Regions from separate parts of the Mus musculus genome. Here regions 1 and 3 are each linked to region 2. The links are chromatin loops, found by intact Hi-C in ENCODE. Cell type or tissue: left cerebral cortex. All regions are shown on one strand. Region 1 has its middle 140 kb from the start of Gm24285. Region 2 has its middle 19 kb from the start of Gm36827. Region 3 has its middle 11 kb from the start of Gm24285.

What was found. A loop is a pair of places that touch in the nucleus more often than their neighbours do. Peaks named below come from ENCODE experiments on the same cell type or tissue, not always from the same donor. Only the 100,000 strongest peaks of a DNase experiment are listed, where the experiment ranks them.
Region 1: it touches region 2 in a loop (8-fold over the local background); 8 of 42 quality-filtered maps call a loop at or near these places.
Region 3: it touches region 2 in a loop (9-fold over the local background); 12 of 42 quality-filtered maps call a loop at or near these places.

What each region holds. Positions count from the first base shown.
Region 1 is chr10:57,312,611-57,320,610 of GRCm38, forward strand. No RefSeq gene overlaps it. Among named protein-coding and RNA genes, the nearest start is that of Gm24285, 140 kb to the left of the region's middle. In left cerebral cortex, a CTCF peak has its summit at 4,687 (motif pointing left); DNase peaks (open chromatin) are centred at 1,398 and 4,669.
Region 2 is chr10:56,997,039-57,005,038 of GRCm38, forward strand. No RefSeq gene overlaps it. Among named protein-coding and RNA genes, the nearest start is that of Gm36827, 19 kb to the left of the region's middle. In left cerebral cortex, a CTCF peak has its summit at 4,498 (motif pointing left); a DNase peak (open chromatin) is centred at 4,473; H3K4me3 peaks cover 371 bases; H3K27ac peaks cover 527 bases.
Region 3 is chr10:57,180,597-57,188,596 of GRCm38, forward strand. No RefSeq gene overlaps it. Among named protein-coding and RNA genes, the nearest start is that of Gm24285, 11 kb to the left of the region's middle. In left cerebral cortex, a CTCF peak has its summit at 3,179 (motif pointing left); a DNase peak (open chromatin) is centred at 3,157.

The DNA of each region.
Region 1 (8,000 bases), 320 kb after region 2:
TTTTAAATGTTAAGCTAAGCCAAGAAGATAGTGATAAAAGTTAGAAATTATTTATTCCTTTCTTAACAAGGTGCTTAATTTGCAATCTGTAAGGTACCCGAACCATGGAAATATCTGGCTTTATAGGTTTTTTTTCTGTGTTGTTTTTGACTGCTTTACTTGAAATAAGAACGTTTGAAACAACTTCAAAGCATGAATAAAATGTGTTTCAGTTTTGAGGTCTGTGTTGGTGACTCAGTAGAAAGCTCTGATTAGCACTCAGTGTTCTAGACATCTTGTTCAGTGATCTTTCACTTAAGGACTTTGAAATGAATTCAGAAATAGTCACAGGGGTTCAAGAAGCCCTAATGAAGAGGAAGGTGTATCTGAGAACTTTATCAAAGAAAGGCAGAAAGAAGAAAATGATAAAGAAGAGAGAGAGAGAGAGAAAGGGAGGGAGGGAGGAAGAAAGGGAGGAAGGAAGGAAGGAAGGAAGGAAGGAAGGAAGGAAGGAGAAAGAGAGAAAGGAGAAAGGAAGGAAGGAGGAAGGAAAGTAAAGAAGGAAGGAAGGAAAAGAAGTGGTCGTCATTTTTCATCAATTCAAAGGATTTTAGCAAATTCTTTGCTAACTTCCATATTTTCACCATTGTTTTTTTCCCTGTTGGACTTACACTGCATCTATTGCATTCCCATTGGTGACATTCTGGGCAAGCTTACGTGGTTGTGAAATCAAGGTTCAGGACTGTTGCTAAAGTTTACAATTAAAAACCTCGCAGCATGTATGAAGTGCAATAAAAAGTTTCATCAGTCAAGATTGACACACTCTGGTAACACTTAGGATTTATCCATTATGAAAGCACTAAGTAAAGAGTTTGATGAGAAAGAAAAAGGAGACAGAGGAGAGGAGAGGGACAGAAACAGAGAGACAGAAATGGAGATACAAAGAGGATGAACAGAATGAGAAGGATACAGGTATTTGTATTTGGAGATTCAGAAATCTAGAACTATTAAAAATATGGGTTACCCACCTCCAGAATATGACTAAGCCAGTTCCTCTACTTCCTTCTTTTGTACAAGTGTGTTCAGCCACTTAGAGGAAAGAACCACAGCTCTCACCCTGCTGAAGACTCCAAATCCTTCTGTAAACCTAAGCTCAGCCATAATGATTGGTGTGTGCATAGAATCTTAGAAGCAAGTGGTCCCTAAGGGTCAAGCTGTCTATGATATTGACGGGTGCACAGAGACTTGGTTAAATCTCATCCCAGCATTTCTGGTTTTCTCACAATAAGAGAAAGATGGCTGAAGGGGTGATTCTTCTGCAAACCCTCTCAGGAAATTTAAGAAATATGGAAATCTGCTGCCAACAATGGGCAATTTGCTGTGTGACATCACCATCTGTTCACACAATCTGTACAGTACATCCTTATAGGCTGTACTGCCTGGAACGGTGCTTTACTCAAATGAGAAAATGCTTTCAAATTCCTCTACATACAGTTTACTGCCCAATAAAGCTTAACAAATCTTGATGGTTATTTGATCATTAGCTTTTCATGTCTCCCTCTGACATTAGTATTCGGAAATAAGTCTTCATGAAATCATATGTAGAAACATGTGTACCTTGAGAAGCCTCTGAGCTTCAGGGAGAAACTAGCAGACACCAAACATAAATCACACCATTTAGCAAGGGAATAAAAGGAGTCTAAAAAGATTTCACAACCTTTCTTTCTGATTCATTTCAGTGTTTAACAATCCTGTCAGAAAATTCCTCAATTATTCTAACCTAAATACCTCATGCTGTAGTTTGTTTCCTAACGTTCTGGCTTTGGTGAAGACAAAGAACAGATGGTCTCTCTCCTTTGCATAATACTAATAATAATGTTTTATGGGTTCAAAGATCCAGTAAATCTTTTCATGATTATTTTCTTCAATGCAACAAACTGTCTTCTTCATTCAACACCATCAGTAACCTCATGTTTTAATACAGCAGACAATAACGCGTGGATATGACTGAAAGCATATTTCTCATCATTAATACACACAAAACATTCTCAAATCTGCCTATGTTAAACAAACATCTGTATACCGTGTGTGTGTGTGTGTGTGTGTGTGTGTGTGTGTTTGTGTGTGTATGTGGTGTGCAGTGTGTCTGTGTGTGTGAGTGGGTGTATGTACATGTGCATGTGTTTGTGTGTGCCTGTGTCTAAGATATCCGAGGACCTTTTTAAAGATTCTTGTGGAGAGATTTCTGGGAAGTACACACAAAACAAAGTTAAGATAACTTTTCTTTGTTAATATGTATTTTCTAGAAGTTTTGTGGGTGTAACTTTGTGTCAAACAACTTTAACTCACACAGAAACATGTACAAACGGGCTACAATCAAGGGAAATGAAACCTTTTTACCCCTTCAGACATTTGTTTTATTTCAAATTACTTCTCTAGCTTTTAGAAACATGCAGTAAATGACTTTAATTTAAATAATACAGTGGTTACTCCCTATTTATAGGAGGTAGGGGCCCCATGAACAACAAATCTGCAGATACCCAGCCTCTTATTTAAAACAGTTTAGTACTTGGATATCCTATGGACATCTTTTGTCACTGTTGAAACCTTTTCACAGTTATAAACAAACTGAGGCTCATGATACGGTCTCATGATTCTCTGCTGTAGCTCATGAATAAAGTAAAGGTTTAGTTTATTTAAGTAGCAGGAGGTGTGTGAATTTCTAAAGATGAATACATCCTCTCCATTTAAATAGATATGTCTACCTCACATTTGTGAGTGATGTAAAAGGTTATGGCACACCTATGTCTGTATTTATGCTCACAGAACATGACAACTTTTCTAGTTCCTCCCTATTTTGGTGTTTGAATTATTCTATGGTCACTGTATATAAAAGTGGAACTTTCATGCATCATCATGCATATATCATATTTTTATTTTAATTTAAATAAAATAAATTTTATAGAATTGTTCTCCTAAACATAGATCACATATAAGTTATAAAATATTGGAGTCTCATGTCTGTTATTCAATATAAATATTATGGTTATTCTGTGGAATTAGTGCTCATGTTTTTAAAATTATTTGGGAAGTCATTGTTAGAAGTTGCATAAGTCTACTGCCCTTGAAAGAACCTAAATTTTGGGGGTCAAAGAAACTATCTCTTTCATAACTACCATATTGAATAAAGTGGGCACGGAAATATGTATTGAAAAAATCCATGCAATGAATTATAAGTTAATGAGAGCAATTTAAAATGGATAATAATGCCTTGTGGGTCCCAACCTATAGAAACTTTAGCTCTTAGACTGGGGAGATGACACAGTGATTAAAGCATTTTCCATGCAAGCTAAAGTCTGGAATTTGGGACCCTCTTCAAAAGTTGACCAAACAAAATGGACATTCATATCCATAAGACCAAATGAGAGGAGAGGACTCTAGAATTTATGTTCATGGGAGCTAACTTTATATAACTGATCCTAAAAGTAAGAGGAAATAAAGGCACTCCAGGGATTTGCCCTGTAATTAGTCTGACAGTCCTGTGGGTGCCTGGAATGTACAACGATGTACAGCTGATACAGTAGGATGCTTCTTCAATTCTGATCTGTTTGAACAAAAAGAACATCTGCTATCTATTGATGGAGTGAAGGGTTTCTTTGTTTTTGTCAACTTTTGCACAAGGTTTCCTAATTCACAAAACTTATGTGGATTCTTGACCACTAACACAGTTTTTTTAGAGACATCAGAAAACAGCTTCCATAACATAGCTTAGGCAAAATGTCTTGAGTTGGACAAGTTCCATGAAGGATGAGATTCAGAAAATGAATCAACATTTCATTAAATTCAAACATGGCTGGGAAAGTTCCCAGTGTTTGAGCCTGGAGAGTTAATGTCCTAGCTGTATTGAAATAACTAATCAAAATATCTCCTCCTCTCAATACCAGTTATTCAATCCAAGAATTATATTCTTCACAAGTTCTCTCAGCTACATCCGCCTGAATACTCATATGTAATTTAACATAAAATAAGGAACTTTGGAAAGGTTTAAGTAGATGTATTTAAAGGCCATTAAGAACACAATGGCTTTTTTTCCCTTTCGGAAGCCACATGAACAGAACCACCAGTGGCTTTGATTTGTCTTACACAGAGAAAAAGATTTCACTGGCTGCTCCGGTGAATGATTTGACAAATAAAACTCTTGATTTGAACCGTATTACATGGTATATTAGGCAGAAAAAGCTAAGAGCAGAAGGCAATCATCGGATGCAGGATCCATGAAGCAAATTTACTGGAACTGTTAGTAAATTTATTGGATCATTGCTTTTGGAATTCCATATAAACCATGCAAGTCATTTTATTTTATTTGTTTGTTTTTTTTAAAGAGCATGCATCTGCCTTTTGTAGTTTCCAGGAATGATAAGGGAATGCTTACAAATGCTACTTTTCTTAAGAATGTCCTGAACTTGGTTGATCTTTATTCTTTAGATCCAGACAAATATGATTCAATCCTTATTCAAATGTAGGAAACTGGGTAGTCTTTCAAAACAAATATCAGGAAATTGCTTTTGGAAAACCAAATAAAAAATATACCTCTGCTTGGTACTTGGCAATCACAAATTACCTTCCTATGTGCAATTTCCAGAAGATTGCCAACCAAAAGTGCTTCTCACCAAGACCAAAGGCCCAATGACAGAAAGCTGCTGCCATCTACAGGAATTGTGGAATATTATCCAAACTAAACATTTTTCTGAATTCAAAGAACCTTATGGAAAGCAAACTTGATGTATCAAGCTATGCTCCCTAAACAAGAAACCTCCTTGTTTATCAGAAACTGCCAAGTCATCTCTAAGCTTTCTGCCTACAGTTAGATTTTATTCTCTAAACCAAGTTACATTTATTTGCTTTTCAGAAATACAATAAAGCATAGAGTGCATTATTTAGTAAATTATAGCAGTTAATGCACAAACAGAAGTAGATATCTCTGATTTCCTTACCTACATTTCCATAGTAATGCTATCCCCTTTCCTAGTTTCCTCTCCGAAAGTCCTCTATACCCTCCCACCACCCTGCTCCATTATCTGATCATCTGATGGGTTCCCCCCCCCTACGTATTACCACTTAATTAGAAAACTGTGAAGACTGTATAGAAAAGCATGCCTGAAGTCCATTAGGAGTTTTGGCTCTAAAATTTCACAGTAGTGTGATATTAAGCAAGGATTTCGCCATCACTTTGCTCACATTCATTACCACTAAAATGGGAATAACAAATGCACCACATAAGTATGATGAAGCGTAAGCAAGAGACTATACATTAAGACAGCTAGTAAGAGTGGACAGCACTTCTCACGGAATTAGCTTCATGACAATAAATATCATTATTATCAGGGTATAATTATCAAATGCAAACCTTAAGTGACATCTCATTATCTCTGAGTATATATGCACTTATATGTATGTATATGCATGTATATATATACAAGTATATATATATATATATATATATATATGTGTGTGTGTGTGTGTGTGTGTGTGTGTGTGTGTGTGTGTATACAAGTATATATGCATGTACGTGAGTATATACAGATGTTACATATATGCCAGAAGAGAACATGGCAGGAAAAGGCAAGGTATTCGTCCATGTAACTCACAAACCTGACTAGGCATTCCAATCATCTCAAGAGTTTTAAAAATCAAAGTGCTGCAACTTTGCTCCAAGACATTATGATGTTAACAGGCAGAAGTTTTATTTATCCCTAGGTGAGTCTTAAGTTTGGCCAAATGTGATAGCCAGTGTTAGATACTTAGTTGCGTGTTTTCATCGCATATGACTAATACCCTAATGAAGCTTTGTGAAAACAATCATGTCGTGAAATTTGTTGTGATGTTTAAGTAGATGGTACTCTTCGCCGTGCCATCCTGTTCCCTTTCGAGCACGTTGATCTCCAAAGCATATACTCAGAAAATAAAACATTTTCTAAACATCATAGATTTCCCCAATGATGGAAAGACATAGCATTTATTTCTAACTACCAAAAACAATACTATAGCTAATTCAAAATTAAATGTATAATGAGAAATTTTACACATTCTGGGATTTGGAAAAGCTGGGAAACATCTGAGTATCTGATTCTTTAGCCCAGCGAAATTCTAATTAAAACTTGAGCAAAAACTGAATGATGCATCCATTTGTGTACTGTAAGAACATACCAGTTACAAAAAGTATAAGGAAATAAGTAGTTATAGTCAAATTTTACAGGTATTCAAAATTTACTGCCTTTTAAATGAAGTATGTCCCTCACGGGCTCATTGGTCGAATACTTGGTGTCATTCCCCACCCCATCCCCAGTGGCGAAGCTTTGGAAAGTTGAGGCAGACATTGAGGGCTATAGGCAGACTGGGTTTCTGGTTCTATCACTGCTTGCTGATCCACCAAGATGTGAACAGTCCATGGACAGAGTTACTACTATGCTCTGTGTCTTCTCAACTGAAAGTAAAAATAAGCTTCTCTTCCCTGAAGTTGTTTCTGTAAAATACTTCATCACAGCATACAGAGATGCAACTCATATAACAAATCACCTTCTGTATTCCCAGAAGTCCACGTTGCACTTTTCTAAAGCAAAGGGTATTTGGAGAGACTGTGGCTGACTTTAAGTGATAAAGTCCATGCAAATGTTTATTAATTTTAAAAGTACATACATAGATAAGATGTGATAGCCAAGTTCCTTTGCCAACTGCCTGCACCATAATACTGTAAAGGTTTGATGTATTTTGGCTACAATCCAAGTTAATTAAAGCAGCCTTGGCATAGATAAGACAAAGTTCTCTATTAATACCATGAATATGCACACAGTGCTAAACGAGAATTTTTCAGTAGCAACCTCAATGTCAAAATGAATTTTGGGAAATAGTTGGCTATTTACACAGAATTGGGCAGATGTTTAGCATGCTAACAAATCATTTTCTGCTTTTTCTGCAGAATTCAACTTACGTGGTCCACATAGTCCAGTTAATGTAAAATTCAGACTAAACAGTTTTAAACATAATAACTAATTATAAATAAAAAGAGGAAGAGATAGGCTTCTACTATTAAACATGAGCAACATACAAAGTGTTATATTGTAGGAACTTTACAATTTTCATGTGATGTAGTAAACTAAATATTCATAGACAGAAGCAAAATAAGCCCAAGAATTAGAATTGTGAGCTAGATTCACATGCAAGATGATTTTCCAGATAATTGCTTTGCACAGTGCCCCATTCTTTATAAGCTGGACTCCACAGATGGAAATAGGCTAACCTCAGTAAAAGTCTCATTATTTTTTAAATATTATTAATAAATTAATTTTACTAATTATAAAATACTTTAAAGTATTTGTGTTGATTACATATAATTGATTAAATTCTGGATTTGTATACTGGATACAATTCTGTCTATCATTAGTACATTATTAGTTTACTAAACACATTAAGTGACTGTCATTAGCATTCATCTTTTCTATAAAGAAAAAGGAGGCTGAATAACTTACCAACTAACTGTTGCTTGGTTTGGCTAAGACTCACTACAATGTAAGGATATAATAGCCAACAAAAACATGCCATTTGTTAATATTTAAATATTCAAAATAGTTCTTTTTATAATAGTATTTTATAGTCTGTAACATACCTTTTAAAACAACCTCACAAGCATGAGATTATGACTCCTTAGTCCCCAAACTTAAATTCATTGCACTTTTGCACTTTTTCAGATCCATGTCTGAAAGAATACTTCTTAAACACATTGAGTAAGAATGATGGAGCAAATAATCTTCAGTGGCATGTCAAACAAGTATATAAATGAATAAAAGGTATTATGTTGAGTAAAAGATGGAAAGTATCTGATAATTCAAGACAGATTACTTGAAGGCTTCCAGGTAGATGTAGAAGACCAAATTGAATTTTAAGAACGAATTGAATTCATATAAATATTTAATGGATTAGAAAAGACTTCCAGGCATAAGGTAATTATGAGTAGGGAGGACAGA
Region 2 (8,000 bases):
CAACATTATTCTAGAATAAGACTTTCCAGAGTCCTTTAGTAGGAGAATTCAACTTCCTCCTTTCTGTGCTCTGACCCTAAGTCAGGGTACTTTAGAGCTGGTGACAACTGATCTCAGTAAAGTCAGGTTGCTTCTAGTTACATCTGTGCACCAAGCGAGACTTTGAAGCATTTGTCTGGAGACTCTGTCATTTGATGTGAGATCACGGCAGACTTATTCCTCAAAGTTTCTCTTCCTCTGCAGATTTAAGTGCACCATGAGGAGTGCGAGCAGATATTCTACTTTAATAATTTCTCAGTTAAAATAGCACCCCCCAAAGATAATCATCATTCTGTCATCATTTATTATATTCTAATAAATAGGATATTTTAAATACTTATCTTCCACATAAAATACTCCTTTTAAAATAAGCAAGCCCCTTTCTCAATCAACCTCAGAATATTCCAAATTAATTGTTGTCATCAACTATAAAAATTGCAAAATAACTAATTCTGCATACCTATCTGTTTACTATGTTAGAAGCTGGAAAGATTGCTCTGAAAGACTGATCTATTTAACATTAAAGCAAGTTCACCAGAAGAAAAGAGTTGTGGTGTATCAAATAAGAGAGTGAGTGCATTAAAGAAAAAAAAATAAAAATTCAAACTGCCTCTTTTAGAATTTACACCAACATGCCAGTAAATGACTCAAATGTTCACCCACTTTTAGAAATTATAGATTCACAGGAAGGCGTGAAAGCAGTATAGAAAAGCAGAATGTATTTTTCACCCATAGTTATAACTTACACACCATAGTACAGATTCAAGATAGGACATGTTGACACTGAGAGTGCTAGAATGTGTGTATGTGTGTGTATCTCTCTGTGTGTGTGTGTGTGTGTGTGTGTGTATGTCTGTGTGCATGTGTGTCTGTGTGTGTATGAATGTATAAATGTATGAGTGTATAAGTTTATATGTATGAATGTATATGTGTGTATGCATTGTATGTGTGTATGCATGTGTATGTGTTTATGTGTATATGTGTGTATGCATGTGTATGTGTGTGTTTATGTGTGTATCTGTATATTGTGTGTATTGTGTGTCTGTGTATGTGTATAAGTGTAGTGTGACACTTTTTCCCTAAATATATTCATAGCGTGACCATGTCACTCAAAATACTGAACTGTTCTATTACCACTGAGATTTCATTTCACTTTATACAGTTATATACTTACATATTATCTTGTTTCCATGAGACCATCACACCATTCCCAGGTTCCCACCATTACCATTCTACTCCCTACTATGGAAGATAAATTTTAGTTAAAACATGAAGGTGTTAGCAGGCAGTATTTGTCTGTCCATCTTCCATCCTTCCTTCTTTTTCTCCCGTTTTTCTTCCTTCCTTTATTTGTTTTTGTTCTATTTTCTTTTCATTTTTTTTTCTTTTCTGTGGTTCTTGTAACTGAACCAAGTGCTTCAAGCATACAGGGCAAGTGTTCTACCACAGAGCGATCTCTCCAGCTCAGTTTGGTTTTTGGGGACTGAGTTATTTTTCTTAACATAATGTCCTCTAATTTTCTCCCCCTTGCTACCTTTTTATATCACTGCCACATGACAGTGCCCACCCCCACCACCATCTGTAACCTCTACAACCACTAATTTATTCCCCATCTCTGTAATTTTATCAATTCAAGCACGTTACATGGTATCATACAGCATGTGACCTTTAGACATTGTTTCTTTTCCCTCACAGCATGACACTCTTCCACATTGTCTGAGAAATCACCTCACATAGCGAGGTAAGTACTGCCCCATATGCTAACGGCACATTAGTTTTCAAGACACAGTAAACTGCTTGCCAGAGTAGCCACATGATTCTAAATATGCACAAGCTTTGTAGGAAGTAATTCCACATCTCCTGCAGGATCTGCTACCACCTCAGTCTCCACAGGGGAATCACATTGTGGTTTTAAATTCTATTTCCCTAATTTAAATACTGTTTCCGGTATTTACTGTCATCTGTATCAATTTTTTTCCCCCAAAGAGACAGTACCTATTTGTTTTAAATACATTCACAGGACGGCAAGTGATAGTACGGAATACCAAGTGATTTCCTCACATAATAGGCGTACTCAATAATCACATGTTAATGATCTTACATGGTATCTTTTGTGATAAAATTCTGGGTTCTGCATAGGAAAATTACAATGTATTCACTCTTCTATAGTTAATAACCAGTAGCTGAGACAGAAGAGGTAACCTACATGTTAAGAATACTTGCTGTTATTGCCAACTATCCAGGCTCAGTTCCGAGCACTTATATCAGGCTGCTTAACAACCAGCTTTAACTACAGGTCCGATGTCTTCTTAACTCCTTCTGGCTTCCATCAGAACCTGCATACAGGGGGTATACATGTAGGTTAGCACACATGAACATGCGCGCACACACACAAACACAAAGACATATCTGCATGCACACACACACACACACAGAGAGAGAGAGAGAGAGAGAGAGAGAGAGAGAGAGAGAGAGAGAGACTGGAGACACAGCTCAGTAGTTAATAGGACCTATTACTCTTAGAGAATTCAACTCCCAGGCCCCTCATGGTGGTTCACAATTACTTTTGGCTCCAATCCCCCCTCTGACCACTGCAGAAAACAAGAGCACATATGGTACACATACGTAAAGACAAAACACTAACTATAAAATAAAGTGAACAAACTTAATTTCAAAAATGAATGAATAAAAATAATCACTAGCAAAGTTAAAGTGGCAGCCTAAACAGCAACAGTACAAATAATGCAAACTCAATAAAGAGAAAAAATCCTTAAAATTAAACCCTAAATATTTCCAAATGAATTAAAATAACTAAAGTTTAATTGTAAGAAAATACAATGGAAATGTTTATAACAATATTTTGCTCAGAAAAATTATACAGAATAATTTGCTGCACTATATACACTCATAATTTGAAGAATTAATTTTTCAAGGCTTGTTTTTACTTTGTCAAAGGAAAATTATAGACTTGGCACAGTGTAGTAAAGACTTAATACAGGAACTTAATGGTGATGTGACAGTTAATAAAACTATATCTTGAAAGTAGCTGGCAATGCTCTGGATGATAGTTAGCTTAAATGGAACAATTTGTTAAATCATTCAACTAATGCTTAGTAAGCATCCATTGTATAGCATTATCAAGTATGTACTGTGAAACTCTTGTGGTCGATGCCATATAAAAAGTTACATGCTTCTGTGAGATTTAAAATGTAGCAGAGAAAACACCAGCGCTTAAAAAAATGGATGATATCTTATGATCCAGTATATATATTTACATATATATATATATATATATATATATATATCAAATTAGTTTGAATGTTTACTTGAAAATACTTTAAATTCTTACATTGAAAACATAGAAAACACAGAAGTGGATGCTCACAGTCAGCTATTGGATGGATCACAGGGCCCCCAATGGAGGAGCTAGAGAAAGTACCCAAGGAGCTAAAGGGATCTGCAACCCTATACGTGGAACAACAATATGAACTAACCAGTATCCTGGAGCTCTTGACTCTAGCTGCATATGTATCAAAAGATGGCCTAGTCGGCCATCACTGGAAAGAGAGGCCCATTGGACATGCAAACTTTATATGCCCCAGTACAGGGGAACGCCAGGGCCAAAAAGGGGGAGTGGGTGGGTAGGGGAGTGGGGGGGGGCTTTTGGGATAGCATTGGAAATGTAAATGAGGAAAATACCTAATAAAAATATTAAAAGAAAAAGAAAACATAGAAAAATAAGAATCAGATGAAAAGAGACAGTTGGTTTAAAATGGTTGAAGTCAATATTTTGTACTCTGTAGTTACGTTATTTCCGTTCATTTTGATAGATCAATTTCTCTAAAGATTGGAAATCTTTGGGGCCAATAAAAATACCCTGAATATCTTCTGTGTCCTGTCAACATTCACATATCTTTATTATCTAATAATAAGGTATACATCCAGATACTATGCTGTATAGTGGGCCTGACTGAATGGCATATTAGAATTCAAGAGGGAGCAGATTTGATGTACAGTCTGAGAAACAGACTAGAGGGACCAAGGAAGCACAAAAGGCTTATGTCGGATACTAGTGAACCTCCCTCAAGACCTCGGCAGAGTTTTCAGGAAGAAACCGTAAAGAAGTGTTCTATATTCACCTCAGGACTGAAGACAAGAACACTGAAAAAAGATGTGATTCGGATACAGAATTTTTTGAGTAGCTCCCGTTTGAAAGGGGTAAATGAAGTGCGTTAAAAATATCCACCCCTCTGAGAATATCCAAAATAGAACTTTCCTTTTGAAAAACCAGAGAGATGTGCTGGGATCCTTTTCAAGGTCACTTTAACCTCTAAGAAATCAACGCAGTTTCTGTTGTGAGAGCAGGGTCGCCTCCCCTCCTACCCTTCCTTATCCTGATCAGGTGATGTCTCAGGCGGCAGCGATTCTTTTTTAATGTAACAAACAGTGCCATCTACTGACCAACTCATGCTACTGAAGCGGTAAATATTCTAGGACAGTAATTTGATCTGTGATAGGCCATTTGTCACAGTCTACGGAAGTCACATTTTACACGTGCTTATTCGAAGCTACAAGCAGGACAGGTGCCGTCTGTTTTGATTGTCAAGACTTTTTTTTTTTCTTTTTAGTACAAGAAGAGATTGAGGTCCAAGAAAACGGATCATTTGATCGTAATTTCGACTCTGTGGTTTTTTGTAGAGAGTACCACTTTGAACTGAATTCCCCTGAATGGAAGGAAATGTCACACTTTAGAAGTGTAAACAAGTCTTCAGAGTTCTAGAGCCTCGGAGTAAAAGCTAGATGGGGATGAGGGATGAAAAGGTGTGAGGTCCGTAGAGCAAAGCACACTGCCCAATGACGGACAGTCTGGGGAGAAGGAAAATGCTCACGTGGACTGTCAAGTCGGAGAATGAAAGGAAAATGAGCCAAGGCTATTTTATTTCTCCCCCTTTAATACTATAAAGCTTGGAAATATTTAGGTCAGTCCCATGTGTTCCTACATAGGCATTATCAATAATTCCATCTATTGTGTTGCAAGTTGTATGGTGTCAATAATCAGTCACTTACAAATTTATGAGAGTTAGGCTGAAGTAAGGATGGATAATGCAGTGAAAATCTCCCTATACTTTGATTAATGAGAATTAAGCCCCATTTGGTTTCTATTTGCACCCAAATCAGGAGAGTGTTGTTACTGTTATTGTTGTTATAGGCTGCATGCAGATATTACACTGAACAGTTCCATGGTTGTGGCATTCATGCTGTTTTCCTATAAGCTTCTGATTCTATAAATGGATGTAACCAATATCTGTGGGATGGAATATTTGTAAAAGAATATGCTACCTTCTCCTTTAAGAGAGAGAGAGAGAGAGAGAGAGAGAGAGAGAGAGAGAGAGAGAGCAAGAAAGGATGTTGATTTTGTGTATAGGGAGATAGGGAGGATCTGGGAGGAGCTGAGAGAGGAGGAACTATAATAGAATATATTTTATGAAAAAATATATTTTCAATTAAAAATATACTATTTTCTCATTTAAGATAGGAATGAGCAAGTTGATAAAATGGGTCCAGATGTTTGTTTCCGTTGTTGCATTGAAGCTCTTGAAACTGTATGAGGCACATTCTCAAATTATATAATATATATCAAATTAGGAAATGAAAGTAATCTATCAGCCAGATGAATCATATTCGGGAGGGTTTCTGAGAATAATACTCAAGATGTACAATATTACCAATCTTTGAAACACAGAAGAAAAAGAAGGAGAAGAAGAAGAAAAAGAAGGAGGAGGAGGAAAAGGGAGGAGGGGGGAGGAAGAAGAGGAGGGGGAGAAAGAGGAGGAGGAGGAGAAGAAGGAAAAGGAGGAGAAGAAGAAAACAGCAGCACAGAAGGCAAGTTTGACAGCAATGCGACCATTCAAATGCACACGATCTCAGTCTGCATACAACCACCTCCTTCCATTTCTCAAACCAAAGGCTTCCAAAGAGCCAGGAATCTACAGAACTAATGATGTCAATGACCATAGCAACGCAAGCACTGGAGGGGTGCGCTTTCTTCACAGGACACTGTCCTGAGGGTTGTTAGTAACACTGAAACTTACTCTGGGATTAGACAAGGACATATGGTGGAGGCAGAAGGCAAGTCTTCACAGAGATGCCTCTTGGTGATAGCTCAGGACAGACCTGAGAAATGCTGACAACAGCTGCTGGAGCAAGTCACAGACCCACAGAGCATGTGGAATAGCACATGGAACCTGGCTCTGGGCCTCTGTAGTGGGGTTTGTTTAGGATTTCAAAATAATTCAGACTCAGCATCTGCCTACTCTCTTATTTGGTGATCTCTTCTCATTTTAACATTTGATCAGAAGAAGAATTGGAATCATGATTCTAATTCGTTTTCCAAGCTCAGAATGGATTTTTGTGCTCAATTTGGAATCCATGCTATTACAGGTGTTTTGTTTTGTTTTATGTTGTGGATTTTTGTTGTTGTTGTTATTTTTTATTTTTTTATTTTTTGGTTTTTCGAGACAGGGTTTCTCTGTATAGCCCTGGCTGTCCTGGAACTCACTTTGTAGACCAGGCTGGCCTCGAACTCAGAAATCTACCTGCCTCTGCCTCCCGAGTGCTGGGATTAAAGGTGTGTGCCACCATGGTCGGCTTATGTTGTTTTAAAGAACATTGTCAGAAGTCTTACAGTCATTAAGATTAGGCTCATTTGAAAATGACAAAAGAATCCAGAGATAATACAGTATGAACATGTTTCCCCCTCTTTCTGCTTTCTTTCTCTCTATTGCATGAATGATATCAAAGCTCTGCACCAAAACTTTTACTATAGGCTACTTGTAAGAATAGAAATCAAGTCACACCAATAAAGATAAAGATGTACACAGCCAAACATTGGACTGAGTGCAGGGACCCCAAGGGGAAGTTAGAGAAAACACTGTAGGAGCTGAAGGGGTTTGCAACCTCATAGGAAGAATAATAATATCACCCAACCAGACCCCCCAAAGCTACCAGGGACTAAACCACCAACCAAAGAGTACACAGAGAGTACCCATGGCTCTAGGTGGATATGTAGCAGGGGATTGCCTTATCTGGCATCACTGGTAGGGGAGCCCCTTGGAGGCTTGATGACCCAGGATAGGGGTACTCTAGTCTGCTGAGGCAGGAGTGGGTGGGTGAGTGGGTGAGCACCCTTATAGAGGCAGGGGGAGAGAGCGGGGAATAGGGGGCTTGTGGAGGGGAAACTGGGAAAGGGGATAACATTTGAAATGTAAATAAATAAAATAAAGAATAAAAAATGAAAAAAGATAACCAAGTGCAAAAAAAAAAAAAAAAGAAGAAGAAGAATAGAAATGGCTTCATTTAAATTCTATAGTTAATAGACTGTCTTTGGAGTTTGATCAATTCTAAATCTGAGAGAAAAAGGATGTGCGTGTGTGTGTGTGTGTGTGTGTGTGTGTGTGTGTGTGCATATAAGTGATTAAAGATGAAGAATCATGCACAAATTTTATGGAAACCATGGGAACAACTAAAAAAGAATACTTCTGCAGCAAAGCACAAAGGCCAGAGAACTTATTTGCTGGGGTTTTTAAGCACAAATAGATTGTTAAGGAGTTCTAAAAATATGAAATTCACTAATTCCATATTCACTAATTTTAAAAATAAGAAATTCTGTTGCTTAACCATACAGCTTCTCCTGTAAGCTTATCTTTAAGTTCAGCTAATAACTCCCTGATATGTTCGTATAAGAGTTTTCCTACTGTTACATTATAAGGGGTGTGTGTGTGTGTGTGTGTGTAAACAAATTTTTGGAAGGTTCTCATCCTACAATGAAATTCCTATTGAAGAATGTGCCTATGCCGTTTTAGAGTGGCAGTAATAACCACTGTCTATTTCAATGGGCCACAATTGCTCAATTTTGTAAAATCCCATTAACTTAGAGAAATCATATTTTTTTCTATTTTATT
Region 3 (8,000 bases), 180 kb after region 2:
CACATGCTCAAGACACTGAAGCAACTAAGACCTATGCTTTCCTAGTCCTCTACATCAAAGCCAAATGCAAAGAAAGCTGGGTGTAGACTATATTTGAACATGACACACAGATTTAGGATTATAAATTTATAATACGGACACTCATAATGGTTTGGTTAAGCAAGCATCCGTGACAAAAAGCAAAATTTTCTATCCTTTTCTGTCCTCAAAAGATACTGTTACAATCTAAAGTGTTAACCTTCTCTAACCCTGAGAACATGGCTATAATAAAAGAAAATGATACATTCTCAGCTCTAGATAGTATTTCACAATACAAGTAAAAAATCATAAATGAAGCAGTAACCTCTTGGAAGAACTCTTAGGCCACAAGTGTGGTTTCTTTTTCAAAATATGTAATTGTACATTATAAAACAAAATTATCTGTCTCAGAGTTGGAATAAATGTTGAAGCATTTTTAATTTACTCACCTACAAAATAACAGAAATACTATCAGTCAAATTATGGGATGTGAAAACAAAACCTTAGCAGAGAGTAGGTGCATGTTTCCCCAGAGCCTTGATTAGTTTTATTCTTTAAAAGCTTTCATTCATGTGTTGAAGACAGGCTCCTAATCCAATGGATCACAATGCTGGTCATTAAAGATGTTCACAACACTGGTCACTGCAGGAGGTCACACAGGCTCAGATCTTCACCAGAAAATTCCTTTACTGAGTGTTGATTCTCAAAGGTGTTAGCCAGTAAGCACTACAACATAATACATAATGTGTCTATTAGGTATTGGAAGAAAAATTCAGAGAGCTTATCCAAATCCAAATAACATTATGGGGATGGATTTGTTTTTGAAAAAAGTCTTGTTTATTCCCCAACAATCCTAGAGCATAGCAAAGTAATGTTTTGTTCACTTTAACTGGAAGTCTCTGCTCTGTTTTCACCAGTCCTGTATCGTCTAGCAACATCATCTGAGGCATACGTCTCTGTTAGTTATTAAAACTGAAACCTGCAAAGCAGTTGTAGAACTTTCAACATTCATCAATCTTTAAATTTAATAAACTTTCTAGGCTCCTTCTCCATGGCTAGAATAACAATTCATGATTGAAATGCAATAAATGAGGTGTGAATAGCAACACTGTGTCTGGTGAATAGCAAAGACCAACACAGAAGAGATCGGGAGAATGTGCAGGGGAGTTTCTGAGAAGCCCAATCCTACTGATCAGAATTAATACTTTCCACCTACCCACAAAGTCATCCCTGCCGACATGGCCCACACATTTACAGCATGGAATCTTGATGGATATGAATCTCAATCTCTTGCTGTGTGATTCTATCTACCCTGTGGCTATGTGGTATGAGGAAGGCTAACTGTTCTGCTTGGTCCTCACAAATCACACTGCAAATATTATTACCAGTCTTTCTATGGTAACACACACACTGGAATTCAAAATGACTCTCACCCACATTCTTATTTCTTCACATGTAGCACTCAGACTAGCAAGAAATGGTTCTAGAAATGAAACAAGCAATTATCCAACACACAGAAATAACCACGTTGGTGTCATTTCTACTTTAAACTGTAACAGTTGGAAGGAATTGTCTGCTAAGCTTCTGATTAAATCCGGATCATCTTTCTACCTTAACCCTCTCTGAAAGGTCCTCACAGACATACCCGCAAGCATGCTCATTGTCAATCTAGTCAAATTACCTATAAAGATCACCTATCAAAGTCTTGTTTCAAATTCCATCAGGACTGACACTGCTGAGAGTCTGTTTAGTCCTTGCATTTGAATATAAAGCTAAATCTTACAGGTAAAACATATACTATCACCTATCTGTGTATACTTTAAAATATATAGGTATTCATTCATACATTGGACATGGTATAATAACCAGATTGAGTTATTACGGTACCCAAGGACCAGTAAATCTATGACTACATGTAGGATTTTAGATTTCAAGTGCATTAAAAGCTTGGTCTCCAGCCATCAACACTATCAGGAGACAGAAATGACCTTAGGACACTGATTCTTTCGGAAGAAAGTTACATTATCATTACTAGAGATGTGCTTTAATGGGAATGCCATATACTGACTCTCTTCTCTCTTCTTTGCTTCCAGGATGTCATGATGTAAGCATATTTATTGTCCCAAATGTTGCCCACCATGATTTATTGCTTTTAGACAGACTCCAAAGCAACAGAGCCAGATAAACCAGTCCTCTTTTTAAGATATTTCTCTCAGGTGTTTTCTCACAGATGTGAGAACTGATTAGCTCATGAAAGATGATATGATTTTACCACTTTAAACATGTGGAAACTTTGTATGATGACTAACTTGTTGAATGTTCTTTGAATAAGTGGTAGAGCCACAAATGAGATCTAGGAAGCCAAATTTAAGGGCCACAAGCACAAGAGTTTAATAAGTACCTAACTCTGAGTGGATTAGCCCTATATTCTACACAAGTCAAGAAACAGGTCATTATAGATAGTTAGATAGGTAGATAGATAGATAGATAGATAGATAGATAGATAGTGATGTATATTTAAAATAGATTATTATTCTCTCTTAACCCTTTCTGAAAACCCCTCGTAGACATACCTAGATGTATGCCACAATTGATGAGTTCATTCTAAATCCAGTCAAATAGCAGTGATTATCACCTATCACAGCCTTGATTCAAATTCCATCATAAGTCATGATGTTGTTAGTTTACTTATCTTCCCATTAGAATATAAAAATTAAATGTCACAGGCAAAAGACATACTATCCCACACCTTTGTATTATCTATAAAATTACAGTTATTCATTCATACATAGGACATTGTATCATAACCAGATTGAACTTTTGCATGGTTAAAATTAAGTAAATACACACATGTATTTCAGTGTGTCAAACTTTTTAGTAGGTGCTTACCTGTAGCATCTTGTGAATCACCTATATGTTCATAATTCATGGTCACTATTAATATTTAAAACAAGTGATTTCAACTAACTTTAATGTTAGATGACATAAAATACCATGAAGACAATATGGAGTACTTTGGTGGAGTTGCTGGAAAAATAGCAGAAAAGAAGAAGTTGAGGGGGAAATGGGAAGGGCTGTGTTCTTACAAATGTGTATTCCAAAACAAATTTCTACTTGGAAGTAGCCACATGCTTTGTTTCAGATGGCAACAGCACCCCCTGGTGAAGAGCAAGCATAGTTTACAACTTTCTCCAGAACAATATAGATGATATGCTCCATGGGCAAAGAGGTATAATTAGGAGTAGATAGCTCAGTGTGTTCCACGCAGCACTGATTATAGGTAGCATCTCTATACTGTACATTGAAAAAGGCCATAAGGAAGGATCTTGGATGTCTTGACCATAAATATATAGGTGACAAAGCTATATGATCATTTTCAAATAAGATTAATATAAATTTAAGGATAAAGGTAAATATTAAAAGCAGCCTTATCAGTTTGTTGCTTGAACTAGCATTTGCTCACACTGATCTTACTTCATTTTAGAAACTAATTCTAGAACCCTGGAGGCCTACTGTCACCCAGAGCAAATGGTTGAGATCCACAAGCACCAAGCCCATATGTGCTGGATCCTCATTAAAGCCCAGCAGCCATAAAGTTTGCTCTTTCCCCTTTGTGCTATATTTTCCAGTCCATACCTCTAACCACATCCCAGAGGCTTGTAGCAATCAGGAACCACCAGGTGAGAACCCTATATCCCAATTCCCTGCCAGCTGGACCCTCTGGACAAACTCAGCAGTGGCAAACTCTGCCCTGTTCCTTCTGCACTCTATTTCCTGGGCCATGGCTCCACCTGCATCACTGGAGGCTTGCTGCTGCCCAAGGATAACAGATAAGGTCCTCAAGCACCTTCTGGTCCTTCTGGCCTCTGCCTACTGGGTCATCTGGCAAGGCCAGAAGTCTTGAGGTCTGCTCTGTCACCTCTGTGCTCCATCTTCTGGTCCACACCTGAACCTGCAATCCAGGGTGCTTGAAACCATCTGGGGCCACCAACACTACCTGCATCCCTGTGGGCCCTCCCCTATCCCAAACAATCTGCAGTCTGAAACCATCAGGTACCACCAACTCTGTCCACATACCTGAAAGTCTGCTGACACCAGAACAGTCAACTCAACTTGAAATCCCAGAGGCCTGCTATCACTAGGGACTGTTAGCTCTACTTGCAGCCCCAGAGACTTGCTCCTATCAAGGACTGCCAGGCCTGACAACATTAGAAATAGATGGCTCCAGGACAACATAAGAACACAATCAACAAAAGTCAGGGCAATGTGGCATTCTTAGACCCCAACTATTTTACGACAGTAAGCCCTTGATATCCTAAAAGATCTGAATTGTGAGAAAATAACCTTAAATCTAATATATAAAGTTGATAGAGGCCTTTACAGTGGAAATGAATGAATCTCTTAAATAAATACAGGAAAATACAATCAAACAGGTTAGAGAATAAATAAAACTGTCTAACACTTGAAAAATGAAAATAGAAGCAATAGAGGAAACACAAACTGAGGCATTCTGAAGGTGGAAAGCCTATGAAAGAGAACAGGAAACACAGATAGAAGCATCACCAGCAAAATACAAGAGATGAAAGAGAGAATCTTGGGCATAGGAAATATGATAGAAGAAATTGATATATCAGTCAAAGAAAATGCTAAAGCTAAAACAATTCTAACACAAAACATCCAGGAAAGTTAGGACACTATGAGAAAACCAACCCTAAGAATAATAGTAATAGAAGAAGAAAAAGACTTCCTACTCAAAGGCCCAAGAAGTATCTTCAACAAAACCGAAGAAAATTTTCCTAACCTAAAGAAAGATGCCTATAAACATACAAGGTTTCAGAACATCAAATAGAAAATCCTCCTACCACATAATAATCAAAACAATAAATGAACAAAACAAAACAAAAAAAGAATATTAAAAACTTTCAAGGGACAAAAGCCAAGTAACATATAAGGGCAGGCCCATTAGAATTATACCAGACTTCTCAACAGAGACTTTAAACACCAGAAAGACCTGGGCACATGTCTCACAGTTTCTAAGAAATCAGATATGCTCGCCCAGTCTACTATACTCAGCAAAACTTTGAATTACCATAGACAGAGAAAACAATAAATTACACGACAAAACCAAAAATAAAAAATTTCTTCTCATTAATCCAGACCTATACATTATATGAGAAGGAAAACTCCAATACAAGAAAGGTAACTACACTCAAGAAAACACAAGAAATAAACAATTCCACAGCAGCAAACCCAAAAGAATAGAAACATACACACTGTACCACTACCAACATCAAAATAACAGAAATTAAATAAAAGGCACAAGCTAACAGAGTGAATGCATAAACAGGACCCATCATTCTGCTGCAAATAAGAAACATACCCTGGCAACAAAGATAGACATTACCTCAGAGTACAGGGTAGGAAAAGGTTTTCCAAGGAAACAGACCCAAGACAAGCTGGAGTAGCCATTCTAATATCTCACAAAATAGATTGTCAAACAAAAGTAATCATAAGAGATGGGGAAAGACACTTCATACACATCAAAGAAAAATCCAAGAGGACATCTCAATTCTGAACATCTATGTTCCAAATGCAAGAGAACCCACATCCATAAAAGAGGGTACACATTACTAAAGCTAAACACACACTGAACCCCAAACATAAATAGTGTGGGACCTCAACACCCAATCTCACCAATAAACAGGTCATTGAGACAGAAACTACACAGACAAATAAATAAATTAACTCACATTATGAATCAAATGGACCTAACATACATCTACAGAACATTCCACTCAAATACAAAAGATCAAGTACGCTTCATCCCAGGGATGCAGAGATGGTTCAATATATGAAAATCCGTCAACACAATCCACCATATAAACAAACTGAAAGAATAAAACCACATGATCATCTCATTAGATGATGTAAAAGCCTTTGTGAAATCCAACACCCCTTCATGGTAAAAGCCTTGGAGCGATCAATGATACCATACATATACTTAAATACAATACAAACAATATACAGCAAGCCAATAGCCAGCATTAAATTAGTGGAGAGAAACTTAAAGCAATTCCATTAAAATCAAAGACAAGAGATGTCTGTGCACACTCTCCCTGTCTATTTAATCCAGTACTTGAAGTCCTACCTAGAGCAATAAAAAATTAAAGAGGATAAAGGGGATACTAATTGGAAAGAAAGAAGTCAAAGTATCGCTATTTGCATATAATATAATAGTATACATAACTGACCCCAAAAATTTCTACCAGGGAACTATTACAGCTGATAAACATCTTCAACATTCCAGCTAGATACAAAATTAACTCAAAGAAATAATTAGCCTTCCTTTATACAATGATAAATGAGATGAGTAATTATACATATTATATATCTTGGTGTAATCCTAAACAAGTGAACGAAGTTCTATATGACAAGAACTTCAAGTCCCTGAAGAAAGAAATTGAAGAAGATATTAGAAGATGGAAAGATCGCATATGCTCATAGATTGGTAGGATTAACATAATAAAAATGGACATCTTACTAAAAGCAACCTACAGATTCAATGCAATTCCCATCAAAATTTCAACACAATCCTTTACAGACATTGCAAAAACAATTCTCAACTTCATATGGAAAAACAAAAATCTCAGGATAGATAACACAATCCTGTACAATAACAGAACTTCTGGAGGTATCACCATCCCTGACTTCAAGCTGTACTATCGAGCAATAGTAATAAAACTACATGTATTGGTATAGAAACAGATAGGTTGGTCAGCAAAATCAAATTGAAGATCCAGAAATAAATCCACATTTCTATGGACACTTGATTTTGACAAAGAAGACAAAACTATTCAATGGAAAAAGGAAAGCATCTTCAACAAATGTTGCTGTTCTAACTGGATGTCTGCATGTTGAAGAAAACAGATCCATATTTATCACCCTACACAAAACTCAAGTCCTTGTAGATTAAAGACTTCAATGTAAAACCAGATTCATTAAACCTAATAGAAGAGAAAGTGGCAAATAGCCTTGACATTTTTTTTTTTTTTTTTTTTCTTTTTGCAGATTTTATTTGGATGAGATCAGAAATTGGGGATTCCTCTTCCATGACATTTTTTAAGAGAACATCCACAGCTAAAGCACTAAGATCAACAATTAATAAATGAGACCTCGTGAAACTCGAAAGTTTCTTTAAGGCAAAGGACACTATCAATAGGACAAAAAAATAGCCTATAGAATTAAAAAAAAATCTTCAAGTCTACATCTGTCAGAGGGTGTGGTGGTTTGAATATCCTTGGCCCAGGGAGTGGCACTATTAGGAAGGATGCCCTTGTTGGAAGAAGTATGCCACTATGGGGTGAGATTGGTTACCCTCTTCCTAGCTGTCCCTGAGACAGTCTTCTCTTATTTTCCTTCAGAACAAGATGTACAACTCTTAGCTCCTCCATCATGGTGCCTTCATGGATGCTGCCATGCTTCCTGCCTTGATGAGAATAGCCTAAACCTGTAAGGTAGCCCCAATTAAATGTTGTCCTTTACAAGAGTTGCCTTGGTCATAGTACCTCTTCACAGTTGTAGAAAACCTAACTATGACAGAGGGCTAATATTTAAAATATATAGAATTCAACAATTTAGACATAGCAACCCAAATAACCCAATTTAAAAATGGGGTACTGAGCTAAACAGAGAATTCTCAACAGGAATCTCTAATGGCCAAGATATTTTTTTTTAAATGTTCAACAACCTTAATTATCAGGGACACGTATGATTCTGCAATTCTACTTTACACCCATCAGAATGGCTAGGATCAAAAACTCAAGCTAAAGCACATGCTGGCAAGGAGATAGAGCATGAGGATCACTTCTCCATTGCTGGTTGGAGTACAGACTTGTATAACCATTCTGGATTAGTAATTCATTATTTTTTCAGAGAACTGGGAATAGATCTACCTAAAAACCCAGCTATACCTGTCCTGAGCA